Linked DNA regions of Homo sapiens: region 2 is linked to region 1. Evidence: chromatin loops called from intact Hi-C (ENCODE). Cell type or tissue: K562. All regions are shown on one strand. Links, peaks and the distances in the headings refer to the core of each region. The heading gives the core; the rest is flanking DNA.

Region 1 (9,063 bases), core at 567-8,566:
GTTAACTTTAGAATGCCTTTGGCCAAGAGGAGGGGTCCCTTCAGATGGATGGGGGTGGTTATTTTTGGCTTACAAGCACTTGCTGGGTTTGTTTGGAGAGTCAACAGTTGACAGTAGCATCAATATTAATGGTTATATTACTTTTTTATTTTTTTGAGATGGAGTTTCACTCTTGTTGCCCAGGCTGGAGTGCAATGGCATGATCTCAGCTCAGTGCAACCTCTGCCTCCTGGGTTCAAGTAATCCTCCTGTCTCTGCCTCCCAAGTAGCTGAAATTACAGGCGCCTGCCACCACGCCCAGCTAATTTTTGTATTTTCAGTAGAGACAGGGTTTTGCCATGTTGGCCAGGCTGGTCTCAAACTCCTGACCTCAAATGATCCGCCCGCCTTGGCCTCCCAAAGTGCTGGGATTACAGCCGTGAGCCACCACGTCCAACCTAAAATTTTTTAATTAATAAAAAAAGAAGAAGATGAGTTGCTGTAAACATTTCATCCATGGTTCAAGGTGCAACCTATATATAAGCTGTTGTCAGGCCAAGTGTGGTGGCTCACACCTGCAATCGCAGAGCTTCGGAAGTCCTAGATGGGAGGATCGCTTGAGCCCAGGAGTTCAAGGCCAGCCTGGACAAGATAGCAAAACCCTCTCTCCACCCCCAAAAAAGAAGATAAATAGGCCAGGCATGGTGATGTGTGACTGTAGACCCTGCTACTAGAGAGGCTGTGGCAGGAGGATGGCTTGAGTCCAGGAGTTCAAGGTTGCAATGAGCTATGATTGCACCACTGCACTCCATCCTGGGTGACAGAGCAAGATCTTGTCTCTGAAAAATAATATATATATTATAGCATATATAATATTTATATTTTAGAGACAGGGTCTCTAAAGTTAAAGGTTAAAATTAAAGGTTAGAGTTCATCTAACCTTCCAAAACCATCTCCCTGGCATTCCTATAACCTCCCCTTTCCATACTTCCAGAGGAATCACACCCATGGAACCAGGAAACCAAACCAGTGCATCTCAATTCATCCTCCTGGGACTGTCAGAAAAGCCGGAGCAGGAAACACTTCTCTTTTCTCTGTTCCTCTGCATGTACCTGGTACAGTCCTGGGGAACCTGCTCATCATCCTGGCCATCAGCATAGACTCCCACTTCCACACCCCCATGTACTTCTTCCTGGCCAACCTGTCCCTGATTGATTTCTGTCTGGCCACCAACACCATCCCCAAGATGCTGGTGAGCCTTCAAACCGGAAGCAAGGCCATCTCTTATCCCTGATAATGCAAACATTCCTGGGCTCTCTATGGGGAAGCTGTGGCCCTGTGCCTGACCCCAAGGCACTGGGAGAGAAAGCCTTTCCTGACCCCAAGGTGTTACAGGAAAGGGGTCCAATCCAAATCCCAAGAGAGGGCTCTTGGATCTCAGGCAAGTCCACAAAGTGAAAACAAGTTTTTAGGAAAGCAAAGGAATAAAAGAATGACTACTCCATAGACAGAGAAGCCCCGAGGGCTGCTGGTTGCCCATTTTCATGGTTATTTCTTGATGATATGCTAAACAAGGGGAGGATTATTCATGCCTCACCTTTTTAGAGCATCTGGGGTAACTTCCTGATGTCGCCATGGCATCTGTAAACTGTCATGGTGTTACTGGTAGAAGGTGTTCAGGTTCTTGGATTCCCAAACAAAGAATTGGACAAAACACACCAACAAAGCAAAAGCAAAAGCAGCCATGAGCCACAGTGCCCGGCCTCAAGCTGACATGATATTAAGCAGAATGGCTTTGAATAATCAAACCTCTGATTTATTTGTGTTACTTTTCTTCCAAGAGAATTAAATTTTAATTTCTCAGGTGAACAAACAGACCTCCAGATGTGGCCCTGCTGTAGATTTCTATAAGTAAGTACACAGGTTGGAAAGACGAAGAAAATCTGCTTTCTGGTGACTATTCTGGTGAATGAAACACAGAATTTGACCGGGGATGGTGGCTCATGCCTGCAATCCCAGAACTTTGGGAGGCCAAGGCAGGTGGATCATTTGAGATCGGGAGTTAGAGACCAGACTGGCCAACATGGTAAAACCGCATCTCTACTAAAATACAAAAATTAACTGGGTGTGGTGGTGGGCATCTGTAATCCCAGTTACTTCGGAGGCTGAGGCAAGAGAATCACTTGAACCCGGGAGTCGAAGATTGCAGTGAGCTGAGATGGTGCCACCACACTCCAGCTTGGGTGACAGAGCAGGACTCTGGCAAAAAAAAAAAAAAAAAGAATGGCCAGGTGGCACGGTGGCTCACACCTGTAATCCCAGCACTTTGGGAGGCAGAGGCAGGCGGATCACCTGAGATCAGGAGTTTCAGACCAGCCTGGCCAAGGTGGTGAAACCCGGTCTCTACTAAAAATACAAAAATTTGCCAGGCGAGGTGGTGCGCACCTATAATCCCACTTACTTGGGAGGCTGAGGCAGGAGAATCACTTGAACCCGGGAGGCGGGGGTTGCAGGGAGCCAAGATCCCACCACTGCACTCCAGCCTGGGCTACAGAGAGAGACTCCATTTCAAAAACAAAGACAAAAACAGAATTTAAGATAATTGGAAGTTGGGAGGATTGCTTGAGACCAAGTTCAAGGCTGTAGTGTGCAATGATTGTGCTTGTGAATAAACACTGTGCTCCAGCCTGGGCAACATAGCAAGACCCTTGTCTCAAAAAAAAAAAATTAAACTAAAAAAATAAAGTAAGCCTGGGCGCAATGGCTCATGCCTGTAATCCCAGCACTTTGGGAGGCTGAGGCGGCTGGATCACGAGGTCAGGAGTTCAAGAGCAGCCTGGCCAAGATGGTGAAACCTCGTCTCTACTAAAAATACAAAAAAATCAGCCAGACATGGTGGTGCACACCTGTAGTCCCAGCTACTCGGGAGGCTGAGGCAGGAGAATCGCTTGAACCTAGGAGGCAGAGGTTGCGGTGAGCCAAGATCACGTCACTACACTCCAGCCTGGGCAACAGAGCGAGACTCCATCTCAAAAAATAAAATACATAAAAAATAAAATAGGCCAGGTGCAGTGGCTCACGCCTGTAATCCCAGCAGTTTGGGAGGCCGAGGCAGGTGGATCACCTGAGGTTGGGAGTTCGAGACCAGCCATGACCAACATGGGGAAACCCCGTCTCTACTAAAAATACAAAATTAGCAGGGCATGGTGGTGCATGCTTATAGTCCCAGCTACTCGGGAGGCTGAGGCAGGAAAACTGCTTGAACCCGGGAGGTGGAGGTTGTGATGAGCCAAGATCATGCCATCGCGCTCCAGCCTGGGCAACAAGAACAAAACTCCATCTCAAAAATAAAAAAATAAATAAATAAACAAATAAATATAAAATAAGATGAGAGTTTGCCATGGAGAGTCCATGATTCTGGTCAGGGCCTTTTTGGAGTAACCAGAAACCATGGGAAAGCGAAACTACAGCTCTCTCTTCTTGCAAGTTCCCTAAACTCTCTTGCCATAGGCACGCAGGTGATTACAGTGCTAATTGACAGAAGGCTGGAATTGCCAGAGACTTGGGAAGTTATTACAACCTGGGGGCTGCTAGAAATTTGGGAAAATCCCTCCCTCTGTATCCAGCTTGAGCTGAAGCATTTATTTAGACCCCTCCCTCCCCTGTGAAATGAGAAATGCCTCAGGCACCAATAAATCTCTTAAGATTCTGTCAGCCAAACAAAAACATCTCCAACTTGCTCTGTGTTAAGAAATAAAGGTTTCCTAAAGTGCTGGCTCTACAGGCATGAGCCACCATGCCCAGCAGAGGTGGGTAGATTGCTTGAGCCCAGGAGGTTAAGACCAGCCTGGGCAACATAGTGAGATCCCATCTCTACCAAAAAAGAAAAAAAAAGTAGCCAGGCCTGGTGGTGTACACCTGTAGTCTCAACTACCTGGGAGGCTGAGGAAAGAGGATCAGCAGAGGCCGGGAGGTCCAGGCTACAATGAGCCATAATTGCACCACTGTACTCCAGCCTGGGTGACAGAGCAAGATGCTGTCTAAAATAATAATAATAATAATAAACTTAAGGCCGGGTGTGGTGGCTCACATCTGTAATCCCAGCACTTTGGGAGGCCGAGGCGGGCAGATTACCTGAGGTCAGCAGTTTGGGACCAGCCTGGCCAACATGGCAAAACTCCATCTCTACTAAAAATACAGAAATTCACCAGGCGTGGTGGCGGGCACCTGTAATCCCAGCTACTCGGCAGGTTGAGGCAGGCGAATCGCTTGAACCCAGGAGGTGGAGGTTGCAATGAGCCAAGATCACACCATTGCACTCCAGCCTGGGCGGCAGAGAGAGACTCCATCTCAAAAAACAACAAAAACCTAGACTTGGGTTACTGCAGTTCCCAATGGAGACACACGAGGGCAGAAGAAACACGCAGCGAGGACGTCTCAGGTGCTCCAGTCCCTCGGGCACTTTTCACAGACAGCATCTCCCGCCTAGCACAGACATTTTGCTTAATCCTGGTCCCTTTCCCCACCTGACCTCAGTGCCTTTTGCCACTGGGGAGCCAGAAGCCTATAGCCCAGGGGCTTCCCAAGTTAAGGCACACTGGGAAAGGGTTGAAAGTGGCCTTACGTTTTCCAAATTTCCCACCCCAGCCCCTGGGCTCGGTGAATATCTTCCCACCTAACCCAGGACTGGGGCCATCTGGTTTCTGTTGTCCACAGAGAGATACTGAAGTTATGCAAGAAAAAGAGAGAGAGAAGACCGGACCTGGTGGTTCACGCCTGTAATCCCAGCACTTTGGGAGTCTGAGGCAGGTGGATCACCTGAAGTCAGGCGTTCAAGACCAGCCTGGCCAACATGACGAAACCCCGTCTCTACTAAAAATACAAAAATTAGTCCAGGCGTGGTGGCTCAAACCTGTAATCCCAGCACTTTGGGAGGCCGAGGCGGGCAGTTCAAGAGGTCAGGAGTTCGAGACCAGCCTGACCAACATGGTGAAACCCTGTCCCTACTAAAAATACAAAAATTAGCTGGACATGGTGGTGCACGCCTGTAATCCCAGCTACTCGGCAGGCTGAGGCAGGAGAATCACTTGAACCTGGGAGGTGGAGGTTGCAGTGAGCCGAGATTGCGCCACTACACTCCAGCCTGGGCGACAGAGCGAGACTCCATCTCAAAAAAAAAAAAAAAAAAAAAAAATTAGCCAGGTATGGTGGTGTGTGACTGTAATGCCAGCTATTTGGGAGGCTGAGGCAGGAGAATTGCTTGAACCCGGGAGGTGGAGATTGTAGTGAGCCGAGATCACACCATTGCACTCCAGCCTGGGCAACAAGAGCAAAACTCCGTCTCAAAAAATAAATAAATAAATAAATAAAAAGAAAAGAAAAATGAAAGAGAGAGACAGAGGGAGCGCTACAGAGAGAGACAGAGACAGAGAGATACTGCAGTTATGCAAGAAAAAGAGAGAGGGAGGGAAAGAGAGACAGAGAGATACTGTGACAGGCCAGGTCTCACTAACACAGGCCTCTCTAACAACTGTTTCAGCACTGACTGCGTGGTTAAGTTAAATATTTAAAGATGATAGCGCCAGTGCCCTTAGACAAAGGCTGGAACGTAACAAAAGCACACCAAGAGTTTTGCCCAGGCCTTTCCTGGGCCTTGAAGCATGACAAGATAATGAAGGAATTCTTAATGGACCTGTTTAGGATTAAACAAGTTTTATTGGGAGTCTGAAGAAACTCTCTAGACTCTAAAATTTAGCAGGAGACAAGATAAGGGTAACTATCCCTGGCACCTGGACCCATCTAGATTAAGTAAATTTACTGAGGCTCAGAGGAAGGTCTTCAGGACTCAGACCTTAGTTACAGATTAGGAGAAGTTAATTGGCCTGGTGCAGTGGCTCACGCCTGTAATCCCAGCAGTTTGGGAGGCCAAGGCAGGCAGATCACTTAAGGCCAGGAGTTCAAGACCAGCTTGGCCAACATGGCGAAACCCCATCTCTACTAAAAATACAAAAATTAACCAGGCATGATGGTGCACGCCTGTAATCCCAGCTACTTGGGAGGCTGAGGCAGGGGAATCGCTTGAACCTGAGAGGTGGGGGTTGCAGTGAGCCGAGATTGTGCCACTGCACTCCAGACTGGGTGACAGAGCAAGACTTCATCTCCAAAAATAAATAAATAAATAAATAAATAAATAAATAAAAATTAAACTACAAGCCAGGCACAGTGGCTCGCACCTGTAATCCCAGCACTTTGGTAGGCCGAGGTGGGGGGATCACCTGAGGTCAGGAGTTTGATACCAGCCTGGCCAACATGGTGAAACCCTGTCTCTACTAAAAATACAATAGCTGGGCATGGTGGTGCACGCCTAGATAATCCCAGCTACTCGGGAGGTTGAGGCAGAAGAATCGCTTGAACCTGGGAGGCAGAGGTTGCGGTGAGCCGAGATAGCGCCACTGCACTCCAACCTGGGTGACAGAGTGAGACTCTGTCTCGAAAATAAATAAAACTACAGCAGCCACAAGCACTGACAGAGTCAAGTATCAGGCACCCACAGGACAAGGTGGGACACAGTGTCTACTCATCTGCAGAGTGGGGACCAGGGCAGGATTGGGAGAAGAGAGCCAGGGTAAGGGGGAAGAAACAATATTGACAGAATAATTCTGAAAGATTCTCCCCGCGGCCTGAAAACTTGGGAGGATAAACTTGGGGGGATGAATAACTCCTCCCTTCTCAGGCCCAGTCCCAAGGTGCAAGGCTACTTGCCCCAGCAGCATGCGCCAGCAAGATAGCAGAAGCAGGAAGAGAGATGGCCGGAAGACATGTACCCTGGCCGGAAGACACGTACCCTGGCCGGAAGACATCTACCCTGGCCGGAAGACATCTACCCTGGCCGGAAGACACCTACCCTGGCCGGAAGACATCTACCCTGGCCGGAAGACATCTACCCTGGCCGGAAGACAGCTACCTTGGCCGGAAGACACCTGCCCTGGCCGGAAGACACGTACCCTGGCTGGAAGACATCTACCCTGGCCGGAAGACACATGCCCCTGAAGATCAAGAGACGGGCCATCCGGGTACCATGTAGCAGTTACGTCAGACTGGGACACTTGCTGTTTACGGGAGACTATAAAACCCCTGCCCCGTCCTCACTTGGGGCTGACGCCATTTTAGGCCTCAGCCGTCTGCACCCAGGTGCACATTAAAACAGCGTGTTGCTCCACACCAGCTCATGTTGTTTGTTGGCTTGCTCTCGGGGTTCGAAACGACACAAGAGCCTTACAAATTCCATGCTTGGCTCACTCGGCATTTCCTTAACAGATGTTCATTCAGTGCCTGCATGCTTGACAAGCCCCAGGTCTGAGAATACAACGGATCAGTGAATGAACCAACATGCAAAAATCCCTGACATTCTAGTGTTAAGAGTCTACAGGTAGAATAAATAAGTAAATTTAAAAAGATGTTAGATCCCTTTTCTTTTTGAGACAGGGTCTTGCTGTGTTGACCAGGCTGGAGTGCAGGGGCACAATCATAGTAAGGGAGGACACCACCCCTCATATTATGCCCAATTTCTGCCTCCAAAGAAAGAAGAAGTAAAAACTAAATGGCAGAAATCAAATCCATAGGCAGACAGCCCGGCACCGCACCCTGGGCCTGGTTAAAGATCGACCCCTGACCTAACCGGTTATGTTATCTATATATTCCAGATACCTCAAGGAAAAGGTAATTATTTGATTCAAGACCTTCAAAACGAGGCCAGGTGTGGTGGCTCACGACTGTCATCTCAGCATTTTGGGAGGCCAATGCAGTAGGATCACTTGAGGTCAGGAGTTCGAGACCAGCCTGGGCAACACAGCAAGAACCTGTCTCTTTTGAGTTTTTTTGTTTGTTTGTTTGTTTTGTTTTTGAGATGGAGTTTTGTTCTTGTCGCCCAGGCTGGAGTGCAATGGCATAATTTCGGCTCACTGCAACCTCCACCTCCTGGGTTCAAGTGATTCTCCTGCGTCAGTCTCCTGAGTAGCTGAGACTACAAGCGTGCACCACTACGCCTGGCTAATTTTTTTGTATTTTTAATATAGACGGGGTTTCACCATTTTGGCCAGGCTGGTCTGGAACTCCGGACCTCAGGTGATCCACCCACCTCGGCCTCCTAAAGTACAGAGATTACAGGCATGAGCCACCGCACCCGGCCAAGACCCTGTCTCTGAAAATAATTTTTAAAAATTAGCCGGGTGCCTACAGTCCCAGCTACTCAGGAGGCCAAGGTTGGAGGATCGATTGGGCCCAGGAGTTGGAGGCTACAGTAAACTATGATCGCATCACTGCCCTTCACCTAGGGGCAGAGTGAGACCTTGTCTCAAAGAAGAAAGACCTTCGAAAATGAAACAGGGAACCAGAAGGAGGGCAAGGTGGCAGCCAGGGCAAAATCCCTATGATGAGGGCATGCGGCTATGTGCAAGGAATTGCTCTGAGAATAAAGATGGGGACATTCTAGCCGAGCTAAAGAATGATCCATTTACTTATCATTGTAAGAAAATTGGAGCCGTTCCCAGAGATGACTAAGACCTAGGCCTGCAAAGTGTGAAGCCTGCAGGGAGGTGGGGGAAGGAGGCGAAGAACAAAGAACGCAAGGGGGGCCGAGTGAGTCATGGGCAGTGGGAACGGCGGTGCGGTGCATGGCTGGGTGCAGATAATTACCCTCGGGTAGCAGCCAGGCCCAGGTGGGGTGGGTGTCAGCAGGAGATGGACAGAGACCTCCCTCCGCTTCAGAAAGTAAAACCGGTGTTGCCCCAGCCTGGAACTCCCCCAGGAGAGTTGGAATCCTGCCCATCCCCTCCCCTCTTCCTCCAGTCTTTTCTTCCAGCTCAGGCCTGAGCTTTAAAAATCTTGCTTCCCAGCCACGGCCAAGACACGTCCCTGCCTCCCCCAGCAGAATGCAGATTTCAGGTGTCATTCATGAACTATTTAAGGGTTTCTGGAATGTTAGATTTGCCTGCTAGTCTGGGAGTCTTGGAGGGGGAGACCAGCTGTCACACGTCCTGCCCATGGCCGTGATTGGAGCACCCGGCAAGCTTAGGAGACAATGTT
Region 2 (9,063 bases), core at 622-8,621, 380 kb after region 1:
TCCTGGTTATCTGGGGTGACTGGGGCAAGAGGAGAGTGGGCTGGAGTGCAAGAGCCTGACAAGGAGGTGGCTGGGGAGTATGGGCTCTGGATTTGTTTGTTTGCACAGGAAACCTGAAGTTGCAAACAAATTATTGACTATCTCTAAGCGTTGGGTAGTCAGGAGGAGCAGTCTCTGCAGGCTCAGCAAGGCTCCAAAATGCCCCAGCCTCGAAAGAACAGAATAAAAAGACGGTGAATACAGCATTTCTTTTGCCTAGAAAGGACAGAATAAAAAGACGATGAATACAGCATTCCTTTTTGTTCTCCAGGGTTTGTGACAAGACTGCTCAAGAAATCAGTGGTTCTCGGCACTAAAGGCACAGCAGGCTGACCTAGGAAGTTTTTTTGGTTTTTTGTTTTTTTTTTTTTGAGACAGAATCTCGCTCTGTCGCCCAGGCTGGAGTGCAGTGGCGCGATCTCAGCTCACTGCAACCTCCGCCTCCCGGGTTCAAGCAATTATCCTGCCTCAGCCTCCCGAGTAGCCGGGATTACAGGCATGTGCCACCACGCCCAGCTAATTTTTGTGTTTTTAGTAGAGACGGGGTTTCTCCATGTTGGTCAGACTGATCTCCAACTCCTGACCTCCAGGTGATCCACCCACCACAGCCTCCCAAAGTGCTGGGATTACAGGCGTGAGCCACCGCGTCCAGCCAGTACTTATCATTGATGTAACAAACCCTCACATAGCACTTACTATGTGTGAACCACTGACCTAAACACTAGAAAACAATAACTTGCCCATCCTCATAGCTGCACTTTGAAGGTGGCACTATTATTACTCCCATTTTGCAAATGGGGATACTGAGTCACAGTTAGTAGTTTGCCTCAGCTATTAAGCAGAGGAGTCAGGGCTTAAATTCCAGAAGCCTGGCCCCGGATCTGTGGCCTTAGGCACATCATGGCTTTGTTGCCTATAATCACGATATTTTCCTATATTGTTGCTTCAGTATCTCAGAAGCTAGCATCTATTAAGTGCCAGACAAGGTATCCTCATTTTATCCAAGAAGAGAGGAAATGGAGGCTCACAGAGTCCCAACCTTTGTTTCTGTTCTATTTTTAGTGGGTTTTTCTTGTTTGTTTGTATGTTTGTTTGTTTGTTTGTTCCTTGAGACAGGGTCTCGCTCTGTCACCCAGGCTGGGTGCAGTGGTGTGATCTTGGCTCACTGCAGCCTCCAACTCCTGGGCTCAGGTGATCCTCCCACCTCAGCATCCCTAGTATCTCGGACTACAGATGTGAGCCACCATGCCTGGCTGTTTTGGGTGGATCTTAGATTTCACAATTTCCCAGACTCACAGTCAGCCACTGAAGTAAGTCAAAGATGTAGGCTCAACTCCTGCCTCTGTCTCATACCAGTTGTGACTTTGAACAATCACTTGACCTCTCTGAGCTTCTTTTCCATCAAAAAAATAGACATAGTACCCATTCCTAAGTCATAAAGTTGCCATAAGAAGTTGCCATGTTTTAAAATCAGAAAATGAAGAAAGGCCAGGCATGGTGGCTAATCCCTGTCATCCCAGCACTTTGGGAGGTTAAGACAGGAGGATCACTTGAGCCCAGGAGCTCAAGATCAGCCTGGGCAACATAGCAAGACCCCATTTCTACAAAAAATTAAAAACTTATCCGGAGATAGTAGCACATGCCTATAGTCCCAGCTACTTTGGAGGCTGAAGTGGGAGGATTGCTTGAGACCACGAGGTTAAGGAGGCTGCAGTGAGCAGTGATTGCACCACTACACTCCAGCCTGGACAATATAGCAAGACCCAGTCTCAAAAAAAAATTGAAAACAATAAAGTGTTATCACTTAGTGTATTTCTGGTTGTTGTGAACAGTCCAAAAAACAGACCCTCAATAAATTGCTGAGTAAATATTTCCAAAAGCATGGATTAGACCACACATACCAGTAAATCAATAATTAATTAAAATGCTCAATAAACCACACTCTGGCAGAGTAATAAATCTAGACACAACTAGAAAATTAAACCTCTTTCATTTAGATATCCCATAAGACATTCACTAGCACTATTCCTGGTGATTTCTACCACCACATGCATGAACATACACTAAGAAAAACGTTTTTATTTGCTTTAACTAACAGGTGATATCTGATATCACCAAAAACAGCCATGGTCTTGAAGCAACTCTCCTAATGCATTTTGAAGCCTGCTATTTATTGTTGAGATAATTCCTTCCTCCCAAATGCACCCTCTCCCCTTTTATCTATACTGAAACCCCTTCTTGTATCTCACTGAGCCCCTCTCCTGCCAGGAGGAAGCAGGTAACAACCCCTGGAGAGAAGGCAGACTTCCCCCATCCCTCATCTAGTTGGAGTACAGAGTAGAAATCAGGGTTGGCTTCCAGGAGGAGGTGGCATCAGACTGAGATTTGAAGAGGCAAATTCCTTCTTGGCAGGAATGGGACAGGGAGAATGATTCAGGCAGTGAATATAGCAGAGGAAGCAAAGAATCTAGGACAGGGGTGTTCCTGTCTCTCCCTGCCTCTCTCCATCCCCAACCAAGGCTGGCCTCTGTCTCCATTTGGAAACCAGGAAGCCATGCTAGCCCGCCCCACCTTCTAATTAATATTCTGAGGAGGAATATTCTAATATTCTAGGGAGGCCTGTGGCAAGCTCTCTGCCACTAGGCTGTAAATAGCTTCATGGCGAGGTACCCAGAGGAGGATTCCTGGGTCTTCCTGAAAGCGTGGCCCAAAGAGTTAGAGAAACCAATTTTGCATGTTTTTAGTGAAACCATGCCCCAAAGAAATGTTTGAGCTTGCAGAATGGCAGATCAAAAAAGAAACAACTTGCTGAAATGCCTTCCACTTATGAGGGTTTTTTGTTTGTTTCTTTGTTTGTTTGTTTGTTTGTTTTGAGATGAGTCTCGCTCTGTCATACAGGCTGGAGTGCAGTAGCATGATCTTGGCTCGCTGCAACCTCCACCTCCCGGGTTCAAGAGATTCTCCTGCCTCAGCCTCCCTAGTAGCTGGGACTACAGGCATGTGCCACCATGCCTGGCTAATTTTTTTTCTTTTATTTTCTTTTTCTTTTGAGACAGAGTCTCACTCCATCCCCCAGCCTGGAGTGCGGTGGCATGATCTTGGTTCACTTCAACCTCCACCTCCTGGGTTCAAGTGATTCTCCTGCCTCAGCCTCCCCAGTAGCTGGGACCACAGGCATGCGCCACCATGCCAGGCTAATTTTTGTATTTTTTGGTAGAGACGGGTTTCACCATGTTGGCCAGGCTGGTCTCGAACTCCTGACCTCAGGTGATCTCCCACCTCGGTCTCCCAAAGTGCTGGGATTACAGGTGTGAGCCACAGCCCCCGGCCCCAGAACTTTTCTAATAAAATTACTGCCTTAAAGCCAGCTGAGAAACAGACTTGTGCTGGATTCCTAGCTCCCAGTGGGTTGACATGCAACAAAAAGCTTGTCTTTTCTCAAAAACCAGGTGCCATCGTATTAGCTTCTAGCGCATCCGACAGAAATGTGTTAAGAGGGCCCTGCTCTGAGATGCTCATCTCCTCCTCCAAATTTGGCTCTTCAGAGAAGAGATGACAGCCTTTGGGCAGGCAGGGCTGGGCAGGGACCCATCCTCTTGGCTGCATTGTGATGTCTTAAGAAGACTGAAGGGGCACCGTGACGTCATAGATTGCGGGCCCACCCCTCCCCCTGTCTGCCTGCCCTCCCCACTGGCCGGGCCTCAACCTCTTCTCCCCGCAACCCCAACCCCAGAGGAAAAGCCCCCTCACCTGGCGTCCCGCAACCATGGATGCAAGTCGCCCCAAGTCCTCGGAATCCCAGTCCTCCCTGGAGGCCCCCAGGCCCGGCCCAAACCCCAGTCCCAACGTGGTGAACAAGCCCCTGCAGCGGGACTCCCCCGGCATGGTGGCCGACAGGCTGCCACCAAAGACCGGCGCGGTGGTTATTGACATGGGCACAGGCACCTGTAAGGTAGGTTTTGCTGGGCAGGCCAGCCCCACCTACACCGTGGCCACCATCCTGGGCTGCCAGCCCAAGAAACCCGCCACCTCGGGGCAGTCCGGGCTGCAGACGTTCATCGGCGAGGCAGCCCGCGTGCTCCCAGAGCTGACGCTGGTGCAACCCCTGCGCAGCGGCATCGTCGTGGACTGGGATGCCGCCGAGCTCATCTGGCGCCACCTGCTGGAGCACGACCTCCGAGTGGCCACCCACGACCACCCGCTGCTGTTCTCCGACCCACCCTTCAGCCCGGCCACCAACCGCGAGAAGCTAGTGGAGGTGGCCTTCGAGTCGCTGCGCTCCCCAGCCATGTACGTGGCATCGCAGTCGGTGCTGTCTGTCTACGCCCACGGTCGTGTCAGCGGGCTGGTGGTGGACACGGGACACGGGGTCACCTACACAGTGCCCGTCTTCCAGGGCTACAACCTGCTCCACGCCACGGAGCGTCTGGACCTGGCGGGCAACAACCTGACCGCCTTCCTGGCGGAGATGCTGCTCCAGGCCGGCCTGCCCCTGGGACAGCAGGACCTGGACCTAGTGGAGAACATTAAGCACCACTATTGCTACGTGGCCTCCGACTTCCAGAAGGAGCAGGCCCGGCCGGAGCAGGAGTACAAGCGGACTCTGAAGCTGCCCGATGGGCGCACGGTCACCCTGGGCAAGGAGCTGTTCCAGTGTCCGGAGCTGCTGTTCAACCCCCCAGAGGTCCCGGGGCTGTCACCCGTCGGCCTCTCCACCATGGCCAAGCAGAGTCTCCGCAAGTTGTCACTGGAGATGCGCGCGGACTTGGCCCAAAACGTGCTTCTCTGCGGTGGGTCCTCGCTCTTCACCGGCTTCGAGGGTCGCTTCCGGGCAGAGCTGCTGCGCGCTCTGCCAGCCGAGACCCACGTGGTGGTGGCTGCCCAGCCCACCAGGAATTTCTCCGTATGGATCGGGGGCTCCATCCTGGCCTCCCTGCGCGCCTTCCAGTCCTGCTGGGTCCTGCGGGAGCAGTACGAGGAACAGGGTCCCTATATCGTGTACCGCAAATGCTACTGACCAGGGCAGAGCTGGGGAGGGCGTGGGGGCAGTAAAGCCTCTGCTACAGCCGGCTCTGTCCTGTCCTTCCTCCAGGGCCTGCCCCATCCACTCCTGGGCACCTCGCCCCACAGGCTGACCTAACTCACCTCCTGTGATGCATGCCCTGAGACACCCCAATCCTGACCCCCTAAACCCACCTTCCCCATGAATAACTCCCAACAGACCACTAAGTTCTAATCCTGTCAACCCATCCTCCTGTGATCTGTGCCCCTCCCCAGGCACCCTTGGGTTGGGACACCCCCTCCCCAGACCACCTCTGACAAGTGCCCTTCCCATTTACACACTCCCAGAGATGGGGAGTTCACTACCTCAAGGCTATTGTTAGAAATATCACCTCCTCCTATGAGTCATAGATAAGCCTCCACCTGGCACCTGCCCCCAACCCCAAACATGAAGAACATGAAAGCCTCTGACCACCCACCCCATGCCCACACACACCCCTAGGGTCTGCCACATACCCAAGCCACATACCCAATTCCTTCCATTTCTAGTTTAAGTGATTCATGCATTGATCCCACATACATTCATTAATTACCCACTATGTGCCCAAGACATCCTCAAATACTGACTCCCTAATCTCACCCCATTATCTATTGCTTTTGATATAGCATCCCAAAATACCCCTGGGCTCCAAACCCTCCAAACTGCCACCCCCCTTAGTATGCTCCTCAGGGACCCCCCAACCCAGTCTCTACCCCGGAATGCTCCAACCTCCTCCCAGAATCTTCCCGTGAGTGCTCCAACCCCTGGGTGCACCCCCATAATCTTCCCCTTATTTCTAATCCCCCCAAACACACTCTTAAATTCCACTTGTCAAGATTCCACTTGTCAAGATACCCCTGGTTCTCAGCACCCCAAATCCACCTCTTCATTGGTTTCCCCTAGGATGCCCCCCACAAGTGCTGACCCCCCAGATCCATCACAGAGACCTGAATTCTGACTTTCAAGGGTTTCTCCTACAATGGTCCCACCATGGGATGCCCCTGGCATCCATCATCCCTGCAGAACTCTCCCCTCCCCTCAGGATTTTTCCCCCAGACCTCCCCTGGCCCCACCTCCACTGACCAGGTGGTCCCATCACCCATCCCCCATCCATCTTCCCAAAACACATCATTCTGAGATCCACCCCCGAAACCCCAGGGTGGACCCCTGTTGCTCTAAGACCACTTTCTTGCACTGTGTCTCCGCCCGAAATACTCCCAAATGTTCTCTCTCACAGGACACTTCCTGACCCTCTTCCTCAGCCCCCAGCTCCTCCCAGGAAAGAGCCAGCCTCCCAAATGTCATGCTCAGGTCCCCATGAGCATCCTATAACGACCCCACTAGACCCTAGGCCCTCCTCTGTGTTCCAACACCTCCCAACTCCCTCCTCCACAGACTCTCCCAAAGATACCCTCCCAGGCACCCCATGATGTGCACCCCGCCCTGGAACTCTCACAGGCTCTCCGGAACCCACTCCCCAAGACCATTCCCTGGACACCATACTATCAAGCAAGACTTGGACATCAGTGGGTAGTGATACTCTTAAGGGCTTCCCAGTCCACTGCAGTCATGGGGCAGATGCCCCAGGCAAGGAGCTTCACCTGGACACTGGCTCTCTCACTCGCCCCAGCACAGGCACCCAGGGCCCATGTGTCCCAGGCTATGCATCCCCATCTCCCTCCATTCCATTAAAAGTCCATCTCTCAGCCTGTTCCTCTCAGTCCCATGAGCTTTCTCTGGGTTGTGCACTGAGGATGCTCGAGGAGGCCTCTCCCACCCCACCCTGTCCCTGCCAGGGTCGGGAGGGGGAATCCAGCCTCTCAGGATGGCGAGCGTCCTGGGTCCCCTCTGGAGGTAGGACCCTCTGTCTTCATGCCCCCTAGCCCAGCCTGAAGGACATCCGGACCTCCAGCCAGCAGTCTGGACACAACCCCCAGTTTATCAACACAGTAGACAGGAGCTGCTGGAGGTTATCCATGTCTGTGTCAAGTCCTCTTTTTGCTCAGCCCAAGAAATCATTCATTCACTCATTCATTCATTCTTTCAGCCAGTCACTATTTAAGGAGCATCACTCACAGGATCTGTAGGCTCCTGCTGTGTCTTTCTGTGCATTGCTAACTTTTCAGGAGTTTTGTGCTCAGTTGCTGTGTTTGTTTGTTTGTTTGTTTGTTTGTTTGTTTGTTTGTTTTTGAGACAGGGTCTCGCTCTGTCACCCCATCTGGAGTGCAGCCGCATGATCATGACTCGCTGCAGCCTCAGCCTCCCCCAGCTCAGGTGATCCTCCCACCTCAGCCTCCCGAATAGCTGGGACTGCAGGTGCATGCCACCACATCTGGCTAATTTTTTGTATTTTTAGTAGAGATGGGGTTTCACCATGTTGCTCAGGCTGGTCTCCAATTCCTGGGCTCAAGCGATCCATCCACCCCTGCCTCCCAAAGTGCTGGGATTCCAGGCGTGAGCCACCACACCTGGCCTCACTTGATGTGTTTCTTTCTCCCTAAACCAGCGTGTGTGTCTCTGTCTCTACCTGCCTCTCTCTCTCTCTCTCTCTCTCTCTCTCTCTCTCTCTCTCTTCCTCTCCGTCTGACTCACCTGCAAGAACCATGCTTATGGATGGAATTTTCCAGAGTGGAAATGCATTTATCTGTGGAGCAGTGAGGCGACCTCCCCTACCCTCCAAGTCAGCCGTGAGAAACTCCCCACCCACCCTGTCCCACTGTGTCCTGGAGAGTAGGCTGTGGCTCCAGGCTCACCCTGGGTTAGTGTGAGATCCTCAGCTCAGGGGTGGGGGGCCCCCACTGACAGGCCAAGATCTCCAGATCACAAATATTCAGGGTTGGACCCGCTCTGACCCAGCCGGGCTCTCCCCAAGGTAGACTCAACCTATAGAATGCACAGAATCCCCTACCAGGAGGTCATGGGGTGTTGAGGAGACATTTCTTCTCCTCCACACCAGGGGGCAGCACCTCCAAGCTCAAGGGCATGGAATTCAGAACGTTGATGCCTGGAGCAAGCCAGACACCCAGACCCCAAGTGAGACCCACTCCAAGCTCCAGCCACAAGGCACAGAAGGTATGTGAGACAGGCTGAGTCTCAGATACCACAGGAAGTGAGGGAGATGCAGAAACCCTGTCACCCCTGGGCTCCTGGGAAACCCAATGAATCCTCATTTAGAGCAGACTGAGGTTCCCTGTTCCCTCAGCTCCAGACCTTCCCTGGGGCAGAATTTTCCTCTACAACTCTCTGGACAAGTGCTTTTCCCATTTACACAGTCCCAGAGATGGGGAGCTCACTACCTCAAAGCTGTTGTTAGAAATCTCACCTCCTCCTATGACTGATAGGTAAGCCTCCACCTGCCATCCGCCCCTAACCCTGAGCACCAAGAACTCAAGACCCCGACCACCGCCCCCTCCATGCCCACACACACCCCCAGGGTCTGCCACCATACTTGGCTAATCTTTTTTATTTTTAGTAGATATGAGATCTGGCCATGTTGTCCAGGCTGGTCTTGAACTCCTGAGCTCAAGTGATCCTCTCACCTCAGCCTCCCAGTTCCCCAATTTCCTCTTGCCTCAGCCTCCCGGGTCCCCGATTTCTTCAATTTTGATTTAAGTCATTCATACATTGATCCCACAAACATTCATTGATCACCCACTATGTGCCCAGTACTGCTCCAAAATGTAAGGAAACCACAGCAAACAAGAAATGGGGCCAGGCATGGTGGCTCACACCTGTAATGCCAGCACTTCGAAAAGCTAAGGCGAGAGGATTGCTTGAGCTCAGGAGTTCAAGACCAGCCTGGGCAGCATAGCCAGATCTCATCTCACTAAAAATCAAAAAGACTAGCCAAGCATGGTGGCACCTTAGTCCCAGCCACTTGGCAAAGGTGGGAGGATCACTTGCACTCAGGAGTTTAAGGCCAGCCTGGGAAACACAACCAGACCTCATCTCTACTAAAAATCCAAAAAATTCGGCAGGGCGCA

Evidence for each region. Hi-C counts contacts between places; a loop is a spot of excess contacts. Peaks named below come from ENCODE experiments on the same cell type or tissue, not always from the same donor. Only the 100,000 strongest peaks of a DNase experiment are listed, where the experiment ranks them.
Region 2: a loop joins it to region 1, with 18 times the contacts of the local background. A loop is called at or near these places in 2 of 110 quality-filtered maps.

What each region holds. Positions count from the first base shown.
Region 1 is chr19:9,075,322-9,084,384 of GRCh38, reverse strand. It overlaps the pseudogene OR1M4P. Among named protein-coding and RNA genes, the nearest start is that of OR1M1, 7.2 kb to the left of the region's middle. In K562, for the core only: a CTCF peak has its summit at 4,387; a DNase peak (open chromatin) is centred at 4,424.
Region 2 is chr19:8,693,444-8,702,506 of GRCh38, reverse strand. It overlaps ACTL9 (actin like 9), which reads left to right and starts at 3,712. Exons shown (of 1, transcript NM_178525.5): 1 at 3,712-5,107. The coding sequence starts at 3,806. The coding sequence ends at 5,056. In K562, for the core only: CTCF peaks have their summits at 4,200 (motif pointing left) and 8,039 (motif pointing right); DNase peaks (open chromatin) are centred at 4,186 and 8,016; H3K27me3 peaks cover 591 bases.